2 separate regions of the Homo sapiens genome follow, and region 2 is linked to region 1. Evidence: chromatin contacts called from ENCODE Hi-C or POLR2A ChIA-PET data. All regions are on one chromosome and are shown on one strand. Each heading gives the region's core, a stretch centred on a gene start or an enhancer-like site at or near the end of the contact. The rest is flanking DNA. Distances are from core to core; before and after follow the strand shown. Region 1 overlaps PTBP3 (polypyrimidine tract binding protein 3). Region 2 overlaps SNX30 (sorting nexin family member 30).

Evidence for each region. A loop is a pair of places that touch in the nucleus more often than their neighbours do. ChIA-PET counts read pairs that join two places held with the same protein, here RNA polymerase II (POLR2A). Pooled maps may share reads with other maps.
Region 2: a pooled map shows a loop between it and region 1 (5-fold over the local background). The contact joins two enhancer-like sites. A Hi-C loop is called at or near these places in 3 of 37 single-sample maps with no recorded cell type and 4 of 50 pooled maps. POLR2A ChIA-PET finds 5 or more read pairs at or near these places in 1 of 52 experiments (activated T-cell).

Annotation. Positions count from the first base shown.
Region 1 is chr9:112,214,778-112,222,595 of GRCh38, reverse strand. PTBP3 (polypyrimidine tract binding protein 3) reads left to right here. Exons shown (of 14, transcript NM_001163788.4): 14 at 1-4,161. Among named protein-coding and RNA genes, the nearest start is that of SUSD1, 43 kb to the right of the region's middle. RefSeq lists an enhancer at 3,393-3,442. Within about 2 kb of position 3,620, at least 2 of the 41 ENCODE cell types and tissues checked have a DNase peak (open chromatin) inside an H3K27ac peak, as active enhancers do.
Region 2 is chr9:112,789,611-112,797,428 of GRCh38, reverse strand. The region is part of intron 1 of SNX30 (sorting nexin family member 30); the gene reads right to left. Among named protein-coding and RNA genes, the nearest start is that of SNX30, 43 kb to the right of the region's middle. RefSeq lists an enhancer at 1,626-1,920. Within about 2 kb of position 4,033, at least 2 of the 41 ENCODE cell types and tissues checked have a DNase peak (open chromatin) inside an H3K27ac peak, as active enhancers do.

The DNA of each region.
Region 1 (7,818 bases), core at 2,371-4,870:
GAAGGGTGAATGGTTTTGGGAATAATTCAGTGCACACCTGTAGGCCTCTTTACATTGTGACTGATAGGGGTTATTGCATATCAATTTGGGGCTGTAGAGTGCAATCTCAGTTTCATCTTTTTCACCCATCAGAATTTGTCTCAGGATTACTTGGTTTTTCTCAGTCCTCAAGCGAGAACTTGCTTTTCTTTGTTAATGTGACTTTCATTACTGAGTACCCACGTATTTGGAGTATGAGAAGGTGGGTTATTTCTCATACTCTGTCCCTCTCTTTTTCATTGAATGTAAGAGTACATTTTAATGTTGCTTCAGTGATTGTATAATGTAAAATTGTTTCTTTTTAATAAGAAACTTTGCTATTATTTCTTCAATTGTTGATCAGAATTTTTTAAAGCAGAATTTGTCAAAAGGGTCATTTTTTTGTCTACCCCTTTTACACTTTTCAGATTCTCAAAGTGTCTCATCTCAACTTTTAAAAGAATAAAGAATATCTTGCTGGGCATGGTGGTGTGCGCCTGTGCGCCTGTAGTCCCAGCTACAGGCTGAGCCTGTAGGCAGGAGGCTACAGGCAGGAGGATCACTTGAGCCCAGGAGTTCAAGGCTGCAGTGCGCTATGATCACATTTGTGAATAGCCACTTCACTCCAGCCCTGGAACATAGTGTGACCCCTTCTCTTAAAAGTAAAAATTAAGAAAATCTCAATCTCTTTGCTGTATTCCAGTGATTAATTTGAACATAGGGAGGTTTTTACAGAAGAAATTTTACCAAAAAATAGAGACTGCAAGAGATGATACAGATTGTTTAAAAAGCAGAATTCACTCACCACTGAGCAACACTTAGTTGGTAGAATAGAAAGGAGGGATACTAAGTTAAGACTTTTCAAATGGATCAGTTTGGCTGAATAGATAGATATACTCATGTATGTAGTTGTGGGAGTTTTTAGTTTTTTGTTTTTTTACTTATGAAATAAGTTTTGACCTAGACACAAGGGGTATATGAAGGAGGAAAAAAATTTCTTTGCAAAATCTCCCAAAACTTGCTTTTTTTTCCCTTCCACACAGGCACTATTATAATTTTCAGTGCCATGTTAAATTGGATTATTTCATTTACTTTAAGTTAGGAATTACTGTGTAATTTATTAATTCATGATTCTCATAACATTCAGCATAAGTGTAGCAAAGTTGCTAATAACGGAAGGGGATCATAGTGGTGTTGAATGTAACTTTGAAGTAGGGAATGGCCTTTTAAGTCTGAGAGAGAACATTTGAATCCTTTTCAGGGATTTGTGTAGGGGTGTGTTTGTGTGTGTGTGTGAATGTGTGTGTGTGTAGATAAGTGTATATACATAAATACACTCTTCTAAAGTTGTATATACATATGCACATTACATACATTTTAATTTATTGACAAAATTAACCAAATTAAGATTTGGAGATGTGGGATGTTCTTGTTTTAAAATAGCATGTTTGAAACCATCAGTTTGTGTCTAAAATTAGCTGTAGCACATGGATGTTGTCCATATTAAGCTATTTGCTGTTTGAATTATAGAGGTCTACAGTATTTGTGTTGGCATAGTTTTTGTAAAAAAAAGATTAAAAAATATCAGGATGGTGGAAAAACTAGATCTGTGTATCTCTGTTTTGGCATGCATTTATTCAGTATCTTCTAGCAATGGTTTTTCTCTGTTGATCTACCGTAGTATCCTATTTTTAAGTTTATTTTATTTTTAAGGAGTATTGTCATCACTTTTCAAGGTGTCTTGACTTCTACACAAAGTATATATATTCAGGACTTTAAAAAATAGCAGTACACATTTAACAGTAGCGAATTACACCAAAATGATTTACTTTGAGATTTGAATAATTTGCATAGCAGTAAAATGTGTTTTGTGTAACATACAAATAGAAAAATGACCCAGTATCTTAATTGATACTTACTGGAGAGTATCAGAATTACCCAGCAGCTCTTACAGAATGCCATAAATTCTTTAAGACTAAATATTGAAATCAATTATTTGAAGTAATGTTTCTGATTTACTGTTAAAAGTTGCTGAGCTCAGTTTTTGGAGATATCATTTATGCCTGCCTGTTCCCTTATGACAGTGAGGCCTTCTTTGGCTCCACCTAGTATGATAATCATGGGTTCTGTTTTAGTTGATGAGAAGTGGCTCCTATGAATGCCTCTGCTCAATTTCTTTTTATTTTACTTTATTTTATTTTTAGGGGTCTCGCCAACTCCTGGGCTCAAGTGATTCTCCTGCTTCCACCTCCCCACAGTGCTGGGATTACAGGCATGAGCCACCACGCCTGGCTCTCTGTTCTTTTCAGTGTCTCCGTGCCATCAGTCAGCAGTGCTTACATGTTTAGCATATTGTCATGCAGTTTCTCTTCTGTTCCCACGAGATATTTTTGGACAAAAAATTGACAAAAGTACATGTGTTTTTCCCCACCTATCCCTTAGAAAACCTAATGTGTACTGCTATTTTTAAAACCAAAAAGAGACAGCGTGACGATGCGTAAAGCATTTTTCTTAGCCTTTCCTTTGTCTTGATCTGTTAATGAGAACAAAACTGCCAGACTCAAAATACTCTACTATTGTGCTGAAAGAAATACAATTTAGATTGCACAAAATTTGAAAATATAACTCAGCTGTCTTTTAAAAGAGTTGTGTTGTTATCTACAAGACTATTAGCAGTCTTTTTTCAGAGCAAATTTTAACAGCTAGTTGTGAGTGGTTTAAAATATAGAAAATTATTAAAATCTTAGTTTGAGGGGTTTTATAGTGGGAGAAAAAACAGGACCAAAGTTTATGTGCCTTCTTCAGTAGTCTTAATTGACCTTTTCTTCCTATTTGAGACTAAAGTAGTATCAGTATTCTGGTTTTCAGGAAATATGTACTATATAGTTTTAAAAGAATGTTGTCCCACCAACTATTCATCCAAGCAAAGAATTGTAACTATAAATAAAGTCTCAGTTACACTTTTGCCTTTATCACATAATATTCATTGTAGAGCATTGTGCAGGTCCAAGAATAGAGCTGCTCAAAATCTTTGTGGTAGTTTCCTTAGTTTTTGTAACCTGAGGCATATGTTCCAGAGAACAGGGATATTTGTCTGGTCCAGTGACCTTGGTGATCATAGTCATAATTGAAAGATGCCTATGGCATGCTTAAATCAGCATTGTCAACTGATTTGTTGTTGTATTATTTTCACTTCTTGGATCTATGTAGTAGTTGTAATAACAAATATTTAAATAGCTATTTTTTTGATGCCATTAAAAAAATCATACTCTGGCCTTTTTTCCCCCTTACTGTTGTTTCCCAGATCTTTTAAAAATTCATCCCATATCCAGAAAGTACCAGTTATAAAGATTGCTGACCAAGCAAAGTTTTGCATCAAAGTGTCACCTCATTGCTCTGACCAAAGACTGACTGTTGTGGTTTTAACTCCTCTCTGTAAAGCATTTTGCATTTTCCCCAAGCTCCTTTCTGAAAGAAGAACCAGTGCAGAGCGGCCTTTACTTTCAATTTCTACTGCTGAATAGACTACTTAGAGAAAATGTGAGTTTCAGTGTGAACAGAATGGATTAGGATGACGAGTTTGATGGGCATTTTCAGTACTGTATCTAAGAAAAAAAAAATAGCACAGCTAGGAGCCTCTGACATTGTCTGGTGTTTTACGTGGTCTGTTCATCAAAATTCCCCTTTTCAGTTTTTAAGAATGTTCGTCTAACAGAAGAAAATGCTGTAAATATTTGTAACAACATTTTTTTTAACAAGGCCAAAAAAGAAAAAAAGGTTTTTGGGAACAAATGAACTTATAAAGTGGTTTTATATAAAACATCAATTGTCTTGTATATTTTGGATAAGCAGCAGTACCAGCTTTCATTTGTAACAGTCTGTGGCATTGGAAAAAAAGGAGTCTGTGATTGTTGAAGTGAATTATGTTATAAATGCAAAGAGAAGATAAAATATTAAAAAACATATTTTCTAAATGCGTAGTGCATGGTTAATTCAAGCTTCTGTACACTACAGTATATTCCATTTTCGTTCAGTTTGTATATTTGCTGACTATTACTTGATATCTCTAATCTCTTTTCCTAACAAATATAGCATTGTAGCATGCCTTTTAATAAATGTCATGACATCTGTACTCTCTTAAAATTTTTCTGTGTTCTTGTCTGTACTTTGGGTTTCCCTTTGTCTTACCTGTAATTCTAATGATGTCCTATTTTCTTTTCTTTTCCATAGCCATCCATCTAAACGTGTCATGGTTAGTGAATAGTGAGCACATATTCAAACAATGTTCAAAATGGGAAAAACACAAAATCTATTAACTGTCTCTGTCTTCATTTAGGAATAATTCTCGTTTTGAGGAGCAAAGTGCTTTCCTAATCTTCCTATGATGCACCTTCTCTGGCACTGCCCCGTAATGCAGGGGCATGGCGGCATGCTTTCTTGCTTGCACACTCACTCTCCTTTTTCTTTCTCTCTTTCTCCCCATATGTGCAGTGCCAAACTACAGTTGGAACACTATTTCCAGTTTTGTTCAGTATTTGGCTTCCCTACGGCATTAGTATACATACACTTTGAGACACAAGGTGTGATCTCAAACCAAATTTGTGTCCTCTTTAAAAAGGTAGCACAGATACTAGCTGATGCTACATTCCTTTTCCTTAGACAAACGTTTTACTTCTCAGATCTTTAAAGAATTGTTGGATTGCAGAAGTCTAGACTTAGCGTTCATTGTATATTTTAGTCTCCTGGAAGTGGGAATTTATTTTGAATGGAATAGAAAATTAGGTAATCACTACTAATCTTTGCTGGCTTACCTGTAAAATCTGTGGTCTCCATAAATACTGGGAAAATAAATAGGTATTTTTACATGAGGCATTTTTATCAGGAAAAGATAAAATAACTGTATGACTATATTAGGCTTTTATAAACTCGATTGACTGTGAAATGCTTATTTACTCAGCAGAGGGGTTATAACCATCATTAAGTCATGTCAGTGACCCAAGAGACCACCTAGTTCAATTTCCAGTTAACAGCAAGGAAGCCCAGGTCTCTGTGACTTGGTCCAGTGCACTCTATTGCACCCAGGTGTTGCAGTTTCAGACTTCCAAGTGCTGCTAAGGTTATGATCTTGAAGATCTGTACACAGTATTGGAGTGCTTATGTTTTCTCCTAAAAGCCACATGATCATACCTCACTGCAACGTAAAGACATTGAGTAAGTGGTGAGAATGTTTCTGATGAAGGGTAAAAATGCCTTATCTACTTCTGAAAAATTTTTTAATGTCGTTTCACATTTTAAATTTCAGAAAACTAACAAAAAATGTAGTTACTGTTTGTATGAGTTTGCTAGGACTGCCATAAAAAAGTCCCACAGACTAGGTGGCTTAGACACCAGAAATGAGTTTCTCACAGTTCATGGAGGCTCGCAGGCCACGATCAAGGTGTCAGCAGTGTTGATTTCTTCCAATGCCTTTCCTTGGTTTGTAGATAGCTGTCTTTTCCTTGCGCCTTCTACAAGCTCGCTCTTCTGAGTGTGTCCATGTCCTAATCTCTTCTTATAAGGACATCAGTCAAAGATGAGGGCTTACTCATATTATCTCATTTTACCCTAATTCCTTAAAGAGTCTGTCTCTGAATGTGGTTACATTCTGCGATTCTGGGGATTAGGACTTCAACGTAGGAATTTGGGAAGGGGGACACAAAATTCAGCCCCATAGCACTGTTTTATTCATTCAGTTCACCGAGTACTGATTGTACCAGCACTTGAGCTAGGTGTTGGGAAAAATATAGAGTTAAGCACGTGGTGACTTACCTTTTAGAAATGTGTAATGTAGTAGATATGTCAGCCTAAATCCACAAATTAAACACGTTACTTTTGAACTCCTGCCTTCAATAGGAATCCCCAAAAATGGATCATGAGGCCTCTCTGAGGCACTTCTCAGAATACATATGGCTATAACTATCCTACAGCTAGTTGTGAATATGTAGGAATATAGACCCTGCCATAATTTGTCCTTTTTACTCTTAGAGATAAATAGCCATATCAGAGCAATGATTATTTCTAAGACAAATGCCATTACTTAAAAAAACAATTGTAGAAATAAGAGGACATCGTCAGACAAGCTGTGCCCAGTATTTAATGTCTAACATTTGTGATAAATGAACTGGGATGCTGGGTTAGGTATAGTTAGGAGTGATAGACCTATTTGTAGTCTTACTGTTTCTACATCAAAGCTTTTTTTCCTGTTGTCTATTTCAACCTATAATGGGAATTCATCACTTTCCTTTGTGTGTTTTTTATCAAAACAGTTTATGCTGAAGTGATAAAACTCTAGTAATAATTTTGCTGGAATTACCACATTCTGGAGCCACTGGGTTCTGATGTAGAGTTTCCAACTCTACTAGTATAAAGAAACCAGAAAAGTAATGATTCTAATGTTCCTAGCAGATTCATAATGTCTATTTTTTTATTTTTCTTTCTGTTTTTGTTTTGTTTTGAGACAGAGTCTCACTGTGTTGCCCAGGCTGAAGCAGCCTCAAACTCCTGGGCTCAAGCCTTCCTTCTGCCTCAGGCTCCCAAGTAAGTGGGACTACAGGTATGTGCCTGGCTAAGTTTTTTACTTTTTACTTTTGTAGAAACTGGGTCTCACTTTGTTCCTTAGGCTAGTCTTGAAGTCTTGGGCTCGAGCGATCCTCCCTTCTCAGATTACAGTAGGAAGCACTGGGATTACAGGGGTGAGCCACTGTGCCCAGCCTTCTCAATTTTTTTACCCCTATATTTGTTCTAAGGATATAGACAGGGTAACAGGAAAAACTCAATATTTCTTTTGGAATAAATTGCCCTCTAATCACTTGATAAGCATCTCTATCATTATTCTGTGCCTAAAATTAGAGAATTATCTGCTCAGTCCTTATTCCTGCAGAATACAAATGTCACATTCTAACCTGTTAAGAGATTGTCTTCAAAATAAAACTGTTATTAACTACATTAATGTTAGACAAAGTACACTTTAGGGCAAAAGGCATTATTAGGGATAGATTTCATAATGATAGAGTTCTATAGTAGAATATAGTAATGCAACTGAACAAAATGAAGCTCATTCCACTGCATGGAAGAATCTCACAGATGTGATGCTGAACAAAGGAAGCCACGTACAAACACTATATAATTTTATGTACATCAAGTTCAGAAACAGGATAGTTACCTTTGGGAAGGAGGTAACTGAAAGAGTATGAGGAGGGGTTTCTGGTATCTGGTTAATGTACTTTGTACCAGTTACCCAGGAGTGTTTCAAAAATTATTATAATTGAGCAAGGAGCTAGCAACCAATTCTTTTCTTAAGTCAGCAGATTATTCTAGCCAATAAGTAAGGCCCTCTTATAAAGAACCCAAGATACCATGGACTGAGTTTCAACATGAAACTCTTACATGTGCATATATTGCATTGTCCTGACCACGGCATATCTACAGGAAAAATATTTCACTGACCAAAAAAAAACAAACAAAAAAACATGTTTTCAAGTAAATTTTACCCTTCCGAACAGTTTTACATCCAACTAGATTCAGAAAGATTTAATTAATGTGTTTTAGTTTTGGTTTTGCCACTGTAACTGATCTGGTGAGCTGTTTGACATCTAACCCCTAATATATTTCCCTTTTATTTTTTGAGACAGGGTCTCACTGTGTTGGCAAGGCTGAGTGCAGTGGGGCCATCAATAGCTCACTGCAGCCAACCTCCCAGACTCAAAGCAGTCATCCCATCTCAGCCTCCCAAGTAGCTGGGACTATAGGCACCCACCACCA
Region 2 (7,818 bases), core at 2,784-5,283, 570 kb before region 1:
AAGATGCCCAAGCTGATCACCATTGAAGCTGGTACCTGCAGGTTCATTATACAATTCTCTTCCCTTTTCTATATGCTTAAAATTTTCTATGACGTTTTTAAAAGAGAGTAGTGGGTAGGAGGGTAGTCAGTGGGACAAATGCCAGGAAAGGAAGGGAAAGATAGATTTTTTAAATTGCAGACCTCGCTCTTTGGTCTTGGTAAGAAGCCAATGAATAAATTATGTCCCTACAGTATTCAAAAAATGGCTGTGAAACTAAGAAGGCCTAGTTAGTTATCTTGTTTGGTTTGGAGGTTTGGTAACAGAACAGAGCCCTGCCTAGCAGCAGATGTGAAGGCCTCTGAATATCGCTTTGGAATAACTGGGAAACAGAGACTAAAGAATATGGCAAGAAAGTGACATGACACCATGGGAAGAGCCTGGGTGACCTGTGGGCCATCAGATCACAGGCTGGGGAGGAGGGGGTGCTTTCCCTATATTCTCTCCTCTTGGAGTTTTGCAGGTGAGTTATGACCTAGCCCCCATGCAAGAGAACGTACAGGAAATTAGAGGTTAACCTAGCAGTCACATCCATGAGCTCTAGCTGATGACGGGACATCTGGGAAGGGCAATGGGACACGGCGGAGTGAAGAAGTGTGGCCTGGGGTCAAGGGCAATGTCACCCAACTTGGGGGGTAATGGAAAGTACACAGAAAAAGCACCTTCAACTCCCATTTCTGCTGACCACAGATCATTTAATCACATACCTACGCAATATCAAAAAAACTGTAATTACTAAAAGGGTACCATTTTTCACAGAAGGTACTCATGGCAATAGACCTCCCCCCTCCGCTTCTCTTCCGTTATGCTTCTGACTACAGGGCAGATGGACAAGCTCATCAGCTGGGACGTCATACCTTCAACAGCCCCTCTCAGTGTGGACGTGACTGCAGAGTCCAACTACAGCAGCAGCCACTGATGGGACTGCCTTTTCAATGTACTGGTACCACGGGACACACGGCGTCCACACCCCAGTGTCTGGGGATTTGTAGGGGGACAACATCTTCTCTGGAACTCCAGGATAAACATCATGTCTTGGTTATTTCAGTAAACATTTAAACACTGACCTCAGGCAGGATGCCATGCTAGGCATCACAGGGGCCCTCCCTTAACATTTTATCAACACTAGCACACCGGGCCTCCGAACAGCTCTGTCAGTGGACAGACACTGCACAAAAGAAAAAGAATTCACAATCTTAAGGCAGAGATGCCAAAATCAGCTCAGACAGTGGTTTCCCACAATCTGGCCTGGTTTGATCTCAGCAGCCTCCTTTCTTACCACCTCCTTCCACATCCGAGGGACCAGTTCTCAGGAACCACCCAGCAGTTTCATGCCCCTTATCTTTGCTGGAAAAGCTCCCCTGCTGTACATAATAATCTCCAAATATCTTCCAGGAATCTGCTTGAATCCCCTCTCCTTTAACGCTTTCCTTGACCCACTCCCTGGTAGAATTACTCACACCCTTCTCAATACTTTGAAGACACCTCCACTGAAGCATTTTGTAGTTTTAATCATTTATTTATATATCAAACTTATCCACAAACACTGTAAGTCCCCAGTGACTGCAACTGTGCCTTGCTCATCATGTGTGCGTGTGTGTGTGTGTGTGTGTGTGTGTGTGTGACTGTACTGTGAGTGTGTGTGTGTGATTATCTTTCTGTCTCCCCAGGTCGGGTAGTGACTTCAAGCCAACTCCCCTAACATTTGCCCTGGGAACCTCAGCCAATAACCTTCCAGGAACAGCCCACATAAAGATCTGAAATGTCTTGGCCAGACAGTATGAAGTTAGTTCTCGAATCAGTTGTTGGGAGTGAGGGAGGGGAGAGTCAGTCAATCAGACCTTGCCACATACTCCAGATTCTTCCCTCCTATGCTACCCTGGCCCATGGTAGGTACTCAGTATTTCATGAATGAATGAATCTTAGAAACGACCAAATTCAATCCCTTGCCTATCAAAAGTACTCAATAAATGTCTGTGGAAGGACAAGCAACTGAGGCTAACCTGAGCCAGACTGCCCAGTTCTGAATCCCAGTACCACTAATTACTACCAGTGCAACTTAAGCAAGCTTCTTAATCTAAGCCCCGATGTCCTCATTTATAAAATGGGTATAGTGGGATTGAGTTAGTTAGTATATGGAAGCAGTTGGAATAGTGTGTGGTACATGGCTGGTGCTGTATCACTATTCTCTCTCTCTCATACACACACACACAGACACACACACACGTGCTTGTAAGTATTCTTGCATCCTCTTATAAACTATGAGGCTGGGTTCATAGCAGACACACAATAATTGCTAAAAAATAAAAATTGCATTGAGACCCACAGTTGGGGCCTCAAATATATTTTCTTAATGATTTTATTATAACAAAGGATATCCAGAATAGCCTTTGTGAAGAGTTACAACTACATAGTTGATTAATAATGAAAACTCCCCATTGTTGCAAAATACCAATTTTCACCATGTAGGTTTCCATTATAAGAGCATTTCTTACTCCTTCCCACTTTTACTTTACCCTAGGAAGACAGATGCAGAGTGAGGTTGCTTTACAAACTCCTCTGGTTCAAAGAATTTCAATTTTAAGATACACCATTATGGTCAGCCAGCCACAAGACAGAATATTAAATTAACATAAATCACTGGCAAAATTTTATATTACATTAAACATATGATTTATGAAGAGAGTGGTATAGACTAGGAGCCAATATAGTTTTAATAAAAATAAGTTATGCTAAAACAATCTAATTTCTCTTTTTGATTCTATTGGAGGAATATGGGCAAGTGAATGATCTAGTCTCAGAGGAGCCTGACAAAGCCTCTCAAGGCATCTTTACGTTAAGGGTAAAATGATGGCTCTCTGAATACACAGACTGCATATTACTTTTCTTAATTTACCCCCCTCGTGCCAGGTACACAGCAGATGCTTAAAGAATGTGTTGGCCACGCGCAGTGGCTCACACCTGTAATCCCAGCACTTTGGGAGGTCGAGGCGGGTGGATCACGAGGTCAGGAGTTCAAGACCAACCTGACCAACATGGTAAAACCCCATCTCTACTAAAAATACAAAAATTAGCCAGGGGTGTTGGCACACGTCTGTAATCCCCGCTACTCAGGAGGCTGAGGCAGGAGAACTGCTTGAACTTGGGAGGCGGCGGGTGCAGTGACCTGAGATCACGCCACTGCACTCCAACCTATGCGACAAGAGCAAGACTCCATCTCAAAAAAAAAGAAAAAAAATGAATGAATGTGTTCTATACAAACTGAATATTCTTGATTGTTGATTTTGTTGTAAAACTAAAGCTAAGCCCACTTTGGAGAATAAACTCAAAGGGATAATCTCAAAAATGTTCTGTTCAAAGATGTTCATGATACAAAGAACACAGAGTGAAACCTAGAAAAATCCCAAAGGCTCAATAACCAGGAAGCGGTCATGTTTGTATGTGTAATGTGACACACTTGTTTAAAAAATTAGAAAGCTAGACCTCTAGATAAACTCAGTGAGTTGAACACAAGCCTCTGCGTTCTCCCTTTTTCCACCCTCCAGATACTAATTTAACCTAGAGAATGAAAGAAAAAAAAAAAAACAAAAAACAGTGGAGGTAAAAAGAACAAGAAAAACAGTGACTGGAGTCATATCAATACTGGAAATGAGGAAAGGGTGCCATCCAAATGCCAAAGGTCTCAAAGGCTGTCTACTGGTTCTACCTGGGCCACAACTGAAAAAAGAACCCAGAGGAATCTAACCCATGTCACCGAAGTTACTTCAGGTTATTGAGGTTACTTAATAAGTAGAAAATGTCCTTGAACCCCCTTTACACGCACGCTAATTTGAAAGTGTGATTGTCAGTGGGGAGTAGAGGACATGGAAGGTTTGGCAGTGGGGCAATCCAGGACCACCAAGGAGTTGGCTGCTGTGACTGTGACCAAGGGGATGCCAAGCACAGGCAAATACACCAAGTGTGGGCCACCAGCAGAGGGCACCCCGCCCACATGGCCTTCTCCCCCCGCATGATGGGTAGAGATGGAAGCAGCAGCTCATAGGAACATGAAGGCATCTGGGTTGGCTGCCCTGGGGTGTGTCCAACAAGCCCAAAGCAGGCCAGACTGCAAATGCTGGGGGGACTGAGCTCTACTGAGATGGGGGGAGCAGCTAAAACACAGAGAAAGCCAGGCTTCTTTCCCATCTGACAGATAACTAGTAATCTATGGATCTAAGACAATGCTAACAACATCAAGTAGAAACACAGAGGATCCAATATAATCCACTTGTTCTGATGGGGGCAAATAGCAGGTCTGAATTATTATCTCATCAGAGGCAAGTAAACCATAAAAACAACTCAAAATGGCATTAGCTCATCACTCAGACCTAAGAAAACCAAAACACAAAAAAAGCAAGAGTCCTCAATAACAGATAAACATGCATTTGAAAAAGATGAAGCCCATAAAACAGAACCCTTTAGGCCAGACTTACTCTGTGTTCCCATTAAAAGAAAAAGAAAAAAAAAAGCCTAAAGAAAGTGGAAAGAGAATCTAAAAATGAAAGCATAAATTAAAACAGAAAAGAACAAAAGTTATAAACAAAAGCAAAATTTAATTCTTCTGAAAGATGAATCAGATAAACTAAAACTTAGGAAATCTGAACAATATAGAAAAAGGAAAATGGCCCAGGTGTAGTGGCCTCAAACCTATAATCCCAGCACTTTGGGAGACCGAGGCAGGTGGATTGCTTGAGCCCAGGAGCTCAAGACCAGCCTGAGCAGCATGGGGAAACCCTGTCTCTAGTAAAAATACAAAAAGTTAGCCAGGCGTGGTGGCTCAAGCCTGTAGTCACAGCTACTCAGGAGGCTGAGGCATGAGAATTGCTTGAACCTAGGAGGCAGAGGTTGCAGTGAGCAGAGATCGCACCATTGTACTCCAGGCTGGGCGACGGAGAGAGATGCTGTCTCAATAAAAAATAAAAAAAGAGGAAAATGGAAAAAGGGAACAGGCAATAACTATTTAGAACTTGTGTCTATGTATGATTGTAAATTAAAAGGTTGTGCTGTGAATAACTATGCCAACAAATTTGGACATCTATATGAGCTAGCTGGCTTTCTAGGAAAAATTATGTGATCAAGGTGAAATTAAATAGAGAGAAAAAACCTAAACAGATAAATAACCACAAAACTGTTGTCAGAGAACATCCACGAAGAGGTAAGCTGGGTCCCAAGTGTTTCACAGTGAGCACTCATGAACCTTCAAAGAGTAAGTCCTACTTTATTCAAATATTCTAAGACATAATTTTAAAATGCAGAAACCTTTCAAATCATTTCATGATGACTATCTATATCCGGTATCAAAATATTAGGACAAAAAAGAAAACTGAGAACAAGCATAAACATCATTAATAAAGTAACAACTAACAGTACACTAAAAGAATTTTTGGAAAAAAAATATATACCAGGATCAAGTCAAATGTATTCCAGGGAAGCAAGAATGATTTAACATTAGGAAATTTATCAATACAATTTATTACATTAATAACATTACTTCATTACACTATATTACATTAATATACATTACTTCAACCACTGTTGAAGATACTCATGTCCAAAACTACCAAAATATTTACTGGCATCACTCATATCAGCCATTCCATTTAAATCTCTAAGTAAAATTAAGAAGTAAAAAGAAAGTTCCCGGCCAGGTGCAGTGGCTCATGCCTGTAATCCCAGTACTTTGAGAGGCCAAGGCGGGTGGATCACGAGGTCAAAGATTGAAACCAGCCTGGCCAACATGGTGAAACCCCATCTCTACTAAAAATACAAAAATTAGCTGGGCGTGGTGGCACACACCTGTAGTCTCAGCTACTTGGGAGACTGAGGCAGGAGAATCGCTTGAACCCAGGAGGCGGAGGTTGCAGTGAGCAGCGCAATTGCGCCACTGCACTCCAGCCTGGCGACAGAGCAAGGCTCCGTCTCAAAAAAAAAAAAAAAAAAAAAAAAAAAAAGTTCCTAAATATGTTTAAAAGTATTTATCAGAAAACATCAGCAATTAATCTTGAAGACATTATTCTAAGTGAACGAAGCTAGATGAGAAAAGCCACATGCTATATAATTCCATTTATATGAAATGTCAGAACAGGCAAATCCTGAGAGACAGAAAGCAGACTTGGTTGCCAGGGGCTACAGGTAGGGGGAACAGGGAGAGCCAGCTTAATAAAGACCAAATTTCTTTTTGGGGTGACAAAATATTCTAAAATTAGATAGCGATGATGGTTGCACAACCCTGTGAATATACACTCAATTATATACCTTAAAATGGTGAATTTCATGCTCTGTAAATTATCTCCAATAACAATAAAACAATAAAAAATGTAGTGGACATATTTTAAAAATGAAGACCTTTTAAATCACAAAGCCATGTCCACTACATTCAGATATAAAGTATTTGCCATAATTCAAAACCATTCTGGAAAGTCTAGTTACCGCAATAATATAGAGAAGAATACTTGAACTCATACAGTGATCTGCCACATGAGTTCATGGCAATAGGTCAGGCTCCTCCCAAATTATCTAAAATTTGTAATATACATAATAGGGAGCAAATGTGTTTAAAGCATTTTTAAATGGTAAACATGAACTGCTATATTTACTAAATGTTCTGGGAAAGAAGTGGAGGACAAAGACTATATGGTAGATTGCATTAGTGTTCATAATTATGAACTTCCCATCCTTTAAAAGGATCATATATTCTTCTTATTGCCAAGTGACTTCCCACAGGAAGACACATCCCCACCACACTGACTTTGGCCTTGGACACGTGACTTGCTCCAGCCACTGGTACATGGTACATGAATGTACATCGGATCAGAGCAGATCCTTTAAGAGCCAACGCATGCTTCCACCAGCTCCCTTGCTCCTCGACTTTGAAAGTAGTGTGTCCCAAACAGGGGCTGCTCCTTTGGAATGGGAAGACTTGCAGGAGAGGGCCAGAGAAGCTGACTCACAGCCACTGACACACGGCATGACCTAGAAATACATGTTTGTTGCACACCTTAGCATTTTTGGAGTTATTACCACAGCAAAGCTGACTAGTACATATAATCATTAAAATGTCTGTATAATTTTTAACAGTCTAAATAGGACACAGTGATATAAAAAGTAGGGAATATTAAGACATAGAGATTTATCTTTTGTTTTGGAGAGTTATTCAAATGTATCTTAACTATTGATAGTAAGTCTCAAGTTCTGCACTGCTACTTGCTTATTAGTAGGAAGTTCAGTTTCCCTTGCCACACAGCCCAGGAATTCCCATCTCAAATATTCTCCAAAAACTCCAAGGTTGCTTGTACAAGTATCTCCAAGTTCCCAAGGCCCATAGCCTATGGTTTCTAAGTTAGTATCCCCCCTGAACAGTTTTATGTGTTTCTACTTTGGATTCAGGACCATTTTTCATAAGGCAAGGCTTTTTCTTTAGACATGGTTTAAGAGATCACCTGTTTCAAAGCTTTGTCACTAAAGTTGTTTAGAAACTGAAAATGTTTTTCATAGGTTTTCTATTAGAAAATCTGCCCTTCAAGCAAATTCTACCCATTGGCCTGATGCAAAAGAACACTTCTTAACAAGATCATAAAGTCAAAATGAAAGAATCCAGGTCCACATTCCTTGGCAAACTTACCAGTGTCTGTTAATAGATTTTTCTAAGAATCTCCAGACTAACATTCACTTCTCCAGACATTCTTATGATTCTTAGGAGCCAAGATTTTCCCCAACTCTCAGCTGCATTTACCATACACA